Linked DNA regions of Homo sapiens: region 1 is linked to region 2. Evidence: chromatin loops called from intact Hi-C (ENCODE). Cell type or tissue: tibial artery. All regions are shown on one strand. Links, peaks and the distances in the headings refer to the core of each region. The heading gives the core; the rest is flanking DNA.

Region 1 (4,395 bases), core at 257-4,256, 70 kb before region 2:
TTAAAACTTTTACATAATCAAATATGTCTATTTTTTCTTTCACGGCTTTTAGATTTAATAGAGTATAAGTGTGTCTCCAGCACCTATGTAATATCTAAAATCTCTTAAATGTTTTGCTAATATTCTTAGTACTTTATTTTTTTTAACTTAATATTATTTTTGACTTAATATTATTGGGGAAAATACATGAGAGTGATTCTCAGATCTTCTTTTTCTATATCTCCATTTTTCAAATTAGAAGTAACATTGATTTCTTTTTAATACACTTTTGAAGTACATTATCTACTGACCATTGAATACACTTTTGAAGTACATTATCTACTCAGGGTACAATCCAATTTTGTTAAGCATTCCATATTCTCAGATTATAAAACATTTTTCTTCTAGAAAAAAATAAGGATAACTGAAGTAATTCCAGAGCAAAGCAGTGATAAAGAAATTAAAATGATTGTAAGACTCCAGAAAGGAACGCTTAGATTCTTATTTATTTCACAAATATTTATTGGAGGCATTCTGTCTGCCAAGGACCATACTAGGTTCTGAAGTGTAAAAGGGTAAAGAAGACAGATACCTTCATGGGATCTTTGTACAGGCACTAAACCAGGTATTGCAAGTGTGGTGAATAATACAGGGGGATAGGAAACTGTTGCAGGACTTTTCTTTAGTTCAGCTAAAGACAGGGTTCTTCTCTGTCCCACGGCCATGAAAATTTGGGCTGTCAGATGGCTTAAAGGGTGAGTAAAGTAGGGTTTTATTGGGTGAAAAGGGAAAAACCTGAGGAACAGGGACTCTTGCAAGGCCAGAGTCCCTCTGTTAGAGTGCTTCCCTCCTGGCAGTTTGAATCCCAGGTTCCACACAGGAAGGCGAGGGACCAGGTTCCTCCCTGCTGCAAACATTATGAACTTCCTGAGGCTCCACCTCAGTGGGCAGGCTGTTTGGAGTTTCTCCAGGGACTCCCTCCCACCTGGCTGTCTCATTCTCCCCTCTAAAGAAGTACATCTAACTGCCATTGGATTAAGGACAAGGACAAAGACCGATCTTAAATCCTTCCTGCTGACAGGGGGTGTTGTTTTGGGGAAACAGCAGTCAGAGCTCTCTCAGAGGCTGATATAAGGGTCCCCAGCAAAAGGGGCCATTGTCAGAGGTTCCAGTTGCATGACTGTTTGGAGTTTGGTGGCCTGAAGGCAAGAACCGACAAACCAGGTTATTAGAAAACATGTATCAAAACAAAACAAGGGGAGGGGTAAAGACAGCTCAAAAATTCTGAGGCCTTTTACCAGTTTGCTCAGGGAGAGGAAGGCCAAAAGCCCAACTGGCAAAAAAAACTTTACCCTTTTGCTGCATATCAGGTGTCTGGGTTCACTTCCTGTGGGCCCCAGCCCTAAGCCAACCAGTTTAAGGTTTGGGGAATTAACTCTTTCCAATTTGGAGGGTGCATCTGAGGGGAGTGTCTTGTAATATGGAGACATGATTACCTATTGGCGAAGAGACAACAAAAGAAGAGAAAGGAATAAAAAGAAGGTGTATTTTTCAAAGAAGTCCCAGGGGTTCAGGATGCATTCTAAAGGGGAACAGACTGAAGATGAATGGCTACCCATCTAGAAAGAAGGGAGCAGGCATCCTTGGTTCCCTTCTCTTCCTAGCAGATACCCAGGGTACATGAGGGAAAGAAGGAAGAGCATCCTCTTTCCCTCTTCCATCCTTGCATCCCCGAGTCCTGGTGACCTTGTCAGGTCCCACCATGAGTGCCAAAGCAGCTTGTACCCATGAAGCAGGGGGGCCTAGGGGGTAGGAATCATCTGCTCTTACCCACATATGCCCTATCTCCCCTGCTGTCAGTGGTCTTGGATTCCCTAGGCCTCATTTATGCCATGGATACTAACATGGCCTTTATCCATGAAATAGGAAGCTTGGGGTTGGCTTAATTGACAGGAATCAGCCATGCTCACCTGCACTGTGCTTTTTAACCTCTGTTGTCATTTGCCTCTGGATCCCTTAGATCCAGTTTTCTTTCCTAGGGCTTTGACCTGAAGCTTGGAATTGAGTCTGGGACAAAAATGTGTCTGGAGGAGTTGGGGAATAGTGGGGAGGTGTTTGTATGGACTCCTTATCATAAACCAAATGCTAAGGTGAAACTGTGGAACTGAGTCCTCCAACAAGGGGGAGGAAAGGATGTCTTGTGACACATCCAGATAACTGGTGGCTATAGTTATGCTTGCTAGGATTTGGGTGCATGGTGCTTAGCTTTGGTTAGTTCCCTTGGTCTTCCTTTCCCAAAAAGGAAACCTTCGCATGATGTGCATCACCTGGCAGTATTTGCAGGATAATTGCTCAGAACTAGAATATTGATCCGAATTTCTATATTACCCACCCCTTTTGTTCTTTCTGAGCTGCAGCCAGGGATTGCTAGTTGATTCACAGGAGCAAACCTAAAATGTAGGCAAAGACTTAAAAACAACTAGTGAGTTTAGAATTTAATGACAAATGTATGATAAGTTTTCAAATATGATTTCTCTCTCTCCAGTCCTCATATTTATTAAAAAACAAATCATCATAGGAACTGAGTGGTTTGCAAAACAGACTTTAGCTTTATACTTGGCCTGATTATTTGCATAAAGTGCAGCAAGAATAATTATTTCTACATAGGCCTTTTGGATTGGCTTTGATGGAATTCTGTTCCACAAGGAATCTCAGATAAGACCTTTTAAAGCCAAGCCCAACCATGGGTTTGTATCCTCAAATACCTGTGAGTTGGGTGATCCTCTCCTCTTAAGGTCCCAAGATAAACTTGAAGCTCCTAGAGCTGTTAGTGACATTCTTTACTGACCACAGGTCAGTAACCCTGTACAGGGACTGTGTAGGTGATAGTATGAGGCTAGTTTCCCCACTAGGCTTTTATTGACTCTGCAAATCTAGATTGACTCCTGAAAGGGAAGCATACCCTTCCAGTCAAAGCCTTGGTAAAATTACCAGTTTTTCCAACTGTGTCCTGTTGCAAAAGAAAAATGGAGTCTTACTGCACTGATGCAAACAACTATATTGCCATAAGAATACTCACAGTTTCCAAATTCTAGAGAAACCAGGCAGAGAGAAACAAACATGCTCCAAATCTTGATCACAGGAGTGTATACCTTACTTAATTATTAAAGGCCATAAATAGCTCAAAATAAGTTTCCTTGGCTCTGAAAAACTAAAAAAGGATCACCAATATTCCAAGCAAAAGTAAAAAGGTTTCTTCAGCTTTCTGAGTTCAGTCCATTTAGTTAACTCTGGTTTTGCTCGATATTCGTGAACATTTCAGCTCTTCATGAGTCTTGTACATTTTCCTTTATTCCAATGTTACAATCTGCAAAGTTATCAGAAACCTGATTGTCTCAAATAAAATCAGAAATTGTATCTGAAAGCACTTATCAGAGTCTTATACCCTATTATAAACCATCTTTTGAAAAGAATTAAAACAAGACAACAATTGTCTGTGAATAGCAAAATGTCCAGGGTAGTTAAAATTAGAAACACAATTGACAAAGAAGCTTGGTTATCCCTGTGGTTTACAATAACTTAACATAAAAACCTTAATTGTGATTGATAGCATATACTCAGACATTAGAATTTTAGAAATCCCATGCAATTTTGGAATATATATTAGCATTATTCACCAAGATATAACCTAAAGAAGACTGAGCATCATTTTGGCAATCCCATGTACCTAAACATGCCAAATAATCCTGTTTACCTCTCTTTTCTGGACACTTTAGGGGCCCTCTTAAGTATTCGAAAAGCCAGATGCCAGGGAAGACAATTTTGAAACTTTTCAAAATTTTGATTTTGAGAAGGCTGTTCAAGGTTCAAGGTTAAATGTTCAAGGTTCAAGGTTAAATGTTCAAGGTTTAAAACACTTGATATTACGAAAGAGAGTTCCAGATTATCATACGTGATTTCTATTGCCAAAATGATGACTTAGACATTTAAAGAAGCAAAAACCTTTTATAACCCCTTTAAATTTAGTTAATAAGTTCACACAGAGAACCTCTTCTGCAAGATTAATTTCCACAATTCTTCCGCCACTTCTTCGGCTTTTCCTATCTTACTCAAAACTAAAGTTCAAAGCTGAACCCCTTCCAGCCAGCGGGCTGTGCAGGACCCTTGGGCTATGAGTCCCAGCCTCTGCAGGAAGGGGAGGGGGAGAGAGGACTTCCTGCTCACCTGTCCTTCCCAAAAAAGGAAGGAAAGGGCCTTTCTCCTGACCCCCCCGCCCCCGGGAGCCACCAGGTTTGGGGGCATCTTTCCCTCACCCTCAGAAGTCGGAGGATGAAAATGCTTAGGAGCAACAGAGAGAAGTTTTGAGTCCCCATTTCACTCACGGCTTCTCAAGCCACCACGTTGTGCGTCAAAAAT
Region 2 (4,395 bases), core at 194-4,193:
AGGTTGTTTTGGTATCATTAAATACCAATGGGACCAAACCAGAAAATTAAATAAAAATATAATTCACCACTCACACACCCTTAAGGGTCTAGATTCAATTTCCAAAAGCATAATATTGGGTAGTTACTTGCAGTTGTGAAAATAATTTCAATCTTGGAATCTTGGTACACAGTCCCAAAATTTAAAAAAAAAAAAAAAAAAAGGAAATCCACTGTAATCCCAGTGTCTTTAAAATAATGCTGCCAGCCCGACCCCACCTCACCCCACAGTCAACCAGTTACCATGGTTCAGGATAGGACAAACTTAGGTTTTGGACAAATGAAGAGTTCAATGGCTGTTAATTGTCACAGGCAAGAAAAGAAGGAAAACCAAAAGTTGATAAATGTTAACTCAACAATTATAGTCTTTACACAGCTTGCCTTAAAACTGCTCCAGTTCAGACTTACTCTGTTCAAAAGTGAATATACAGAACGTTAGTGTATCTCTCTATTTAAATCTCAGTCTCAGTACTAATCTTCTACCTCCATGAAACATACACAACAAAACAAAAGGAAGAGCTAGGGATTTGGGAAGAGGCACTTCCAGAAAAAAAGAAAGTGACGATTATTTCAGATTTGAATTTACCATTTTTACCATTTTTTCTGTTTCAAGGTCCCAGATAATATACATTTCTTCATTAATTATTCATTTTCTGAGTGCCTACTATGGCTGGAGTACTCTATTCGATTTCAAGCTTAGAGAGAGATTGAAACAGAAACAGTAACAGTCCCTGCCCATCTCACCCTTCATTAACTTGCTGTGTGGAAGACAAGCATACAGACTGGACCCTCATGAGGCAATGGTAGTAGGGCCCACAGGGAGGTGTGCTACTGAAGCACCCTGAGGGCCTGGAGCCCACCATGCCCGTGGAGAGAGGTGCTCCTGAGGAGACAGAGTTCTGTGCGTTCTCCCTATGGAGTCCTGCATTTACTAGATTTCAATCCTCTTCCCCTGACTGATTTCAATCCACACACCCTCCCACTATTTTTTTTTTTTTTAAATAATAATAGGCTTTCTGCCCCAACTAAAGGAATTTTAGGCTTCTGCAACAAGTGGAGGAGGCATTTTGAAGATGGGACACAAAGAAGTCTTCTTTCTCCAGATCCAGAAGTCAGGCCTTGTAAGAATTCAAGCCAAAAAAAGTTCATCCATGGGAAAAACGGTTCTTCTATCATCCAGCACGTATTTGTGCCAACAGAGCTGAGGGACTTGAGTAATTCAAGAGGCTAGGGGTTGGGGGGCAGATGTGTCCAGTGGCTCCCACAGCCCCGCCGTCCTGAAAGTCACGCCAGTTAATGTGCCTCGGGGTGGATCAGCCCTCCCGACAGATGACTACTAGGAAATTAATCCCCAGTTAATAATGTGCTTTGGACCAAGTAAGTCAAGATTATTTTTCCTACAATTATACAAAGATATGCTTTTCCAGAAGGGAACTTCTGGAAAAAGAACAAATAACACTATGCTTAAAATATTATTCACATATTTAGAGAAGAAAGAACTTAAAATAGCAGAAGACCTGAATACCATGATCCACGGTGCCCACCCCTGGGAGCATGTCTTTGTGTGAGACAAGACCTAGCACAGCAGGGCTGGCTTTCTAAGGGTACGGTGAGGCACCACTGAACTCATCAAGGAACTATGCCTAGTCTTGCCCCTCTGGTTTATGTCACCAGTATCAAAGAGAGAGGACCTCTGGATGCCTGAATGAGGCAAGAACTAATGTGAAGGCCTCAGCTGCCTTAAGAGAATTATGCCCTGATCTGGCACAGTGACGAATGTCTGTGGTTATACTGCTCGTGCCGCTGGTGTGCTGCTGGTGAGGTGGTGGGGTGTGGGTGTCTTTTAAGGAAAGCGCTACTATTTTAGCTCTCTTCCACTCCAGCTCTACAAATCAGTGCAAGTCTAGTTCAGGCAGGGTCAAACCATTTTGTTCACCTACTTTCCTGCCAGTGATTTCAACCTTGACCTTCAAAAATGCTCTGCAAGATTAAAAGTGATTTAAGATTGTTTTCTTTCAGTGCAAACTGCCAGTTGATACAACCTCTTCAGTTTCTGCCTGCCAGTATAAGATAGGGAATTGTTGATACTATTTAGTGTAAATAAAATAATTTCTTAAACATTGAAATACCAGTAACAGCTGGGGGAGGACTCACCGTTAGTCAATTACACTTATGAAACTTTCAAATAGAAATTTTATTTTCAGTGGATTCTGTTTTTCTTTCTTAACTGCAAAATCAGCAAGTCATTGGTTAAAAAGTATACTCTCCCCGCTTGAAGTCAAACAAGTATTCACCCTAAGAGGCAAAGTCCAGTATCTACAGTAAAAACTGGTAAGTAGTTGTTATTGTTTGTTTCAGAAATTATGCTAAAATCTAAAATATAAATTTTACAAATTTTCTTGAGGCAGAGAACTGCCACACCTAAGATGTCAGAACAATGAAACCACGTTTATAAAAAATGGTTTTTAGGCTCAAAAATTAGAAGAAAGAAATGTAACAGTTTTTTTGTTCCTCCCTTTTGCTTCATGGATAATCTTATCAGACCTTCAGACTTCATTAGCAGACAATTAATAGTCATCATACTTTTAAGAAATCTTTTAGTTTGATCATTGTATTTGAGTTTGTCTAACCAGAAATGGAACAGACTTAAAACCTGTAAACTGTACTTTGATAAACTGATTCCATGTTTTAAATGAAAATTTTTCATTTATGAAGGAAGATAATGTGAACTTTAAGTCATAGGACTTTAGGATATTTTTTAAAAGTACATTATTTCCAAGGTCATCATAGTATCAGATTAATGGATTGTTATAGCAGCCTATAATGGGTATTCAAATGAAAAAGCTCTGATATTTTAAAACAATTGTTTCTATATTGAAAATAGTGTTAACAATATGGCATCTAAGGATCTTACCTTAGGAAGCCTTCCCTCCATGTCCTTGTTTGGAAATGGTTCTTGACTGACCCAGACAAAGAGTTCTGGGTAATAAACCTATAGAGACACAAAAGCATACACATTCAGATTAAAAACAGGATCCACTCTGAAACTACACGGGATAACCTTAATGAGCTCAATTCTCCTCAATGGTTACTTATTCCCGACTACCACTTAGAGCACTGGGGAAACCATTAACTCTTTCAAACTGTTAGTGTGCTTCTGAACACGCACTGCACTCAGGAGAGTTTCAGCTCGATGTCTTCCAAGATTAAGTCCAATAAAGCAGAGATATCAATCAATGTTATTTTTAGCAGGCAAAGTAGCAGCTTCATGGTATGTCTGGCTGAGTGCACTAAGTCATCGGGGAGGTCTAACTTTCAAAGGATTCTATAAGTATCCTTGCAAAACTCCATCAAACACTGTTAAGGGTTATTCTGATCATTTATTAGAAGGCCAAAGATTATGAATAAAATAAAAGAGGAAAGAAAGCAGCAGCCCAGATTCTCTCCAAGTCCATGTGGCCAGTGACAACACATTCTGCCCAGCTGCCTGAAACAGCCAAGTGTCTGAGGGAGGGGCGGGAGATAGGTGTCATCACCATGAATGATTCAGAGAATACTAGCTGATGAATTCGGTGGTGGGAGGGGGTGGAGCGAGGGAGTGGAACTGAGTAACTCTTCTTTAAATATACAAAGGATGATTAGCATAAGGTTGCCGACCAGCTGTTCTCCATCTTCAAGTAATGACAGGAGAGGGGAAAGGCCTTAAAATTACAACTAAGATTTGGGTCAGCTCTAAGGAAGAACTCAGCATAAGAATTGTCAAATTACTAAAAGAAATTAGAGAAAAACTGTGAAATCTTCTTTAAAAAATTTAGAAACAGAATCCAACAACCATCTGTCAGGGCTAATTCACATTTAATATAGTTCTGATTGAAAGCAGAGTGAAATTAGGTAAGATTCCCTCCAGATCAGATTCTCCAAATTCTGCAATAAATAAGCCTCACATTTAATAAACAACAATTAAGAGTCACACCTCATTAACAGATTAACAAACAGACTTAGATGTGTGTTTACATTTTGGTTTTGGAAGCCGTAATTGAGGTAACCTAATCATTGAGTTGACTGTAATGCTTGGTATACCCCGATCAATCCATTTTGTCAGGGAATCTAGGGTAGGAAATGTAGATGGCTAAGTGTGTTCACTCTTCGGAATAATTGAACAGTAACTAACTATCTTTGCTCTACACCAGTGACATTTGTAGCACATCCTAGCTTACAAAGCAATTTTGCATACATTACTTAATTTGTCCTGATGATAAGCCAATAATATTGGTCTTATCATTAAACAAATGAAGAAATTGAAACTCAAAAAGGTCGACTTGCCCCAAGTCACACAGGTAGTGTAGGGTAGGACTGA

The links. Hi-C counts contacts between places; a loop is a spot of excess contacts. Peaks named below come from ENCODE experiments on the same cell type or tissue, not always from the same donor. Only the 100,000 strongest peaks of a DNase experiment are listed, where the experiment ranks them.
Region 1: a loop joins it to region 2, with 2.5 times the contacts of the local background. A loop is called at or near these places in 4 of 110 quality-filtered maps.

What each region holds. Positions count from the first base shown.
Region 1 is chr5:111,662,396-111,666,790 of GRCh38, forward strand. The region is part of intron 1 of STARD4-AS1 (STARD4 antisense RNA 1); the gene reads left to right. Among named protein-coding and RNA genes, the nearest start is that of NREP, 93 kb to the right of the region's middle. In tibial artery, for the core only: no CTCF peak of the experiment used is centred there; no DNase peak of the experiment used is centred there.
Region 2 is chr5:111,732,478-111,736,872 of GRCh38, forward strand. It overlaps NREP (neuronal regeneration related protein), which reads right to left. Exons shown (of 4, transcript NM_004772.4): 3 at 2,953-3,030. It overlaps STARD4-AS1 (STARD4 antisense RNA 1), which reads left to right. Exons shown (of 7, transcript NR_040093.1): 6 at 1-2,369. Among named protein-coding and RNA genes, the nearest start is that of NREP, 23 kb to the right of the region's middle. In tibial artery, for the core only: no CTCF peak of the experiment used is centred there; no DNase peak of the experiment used is centred there; H3K27ac peaks cover 1,976 bases.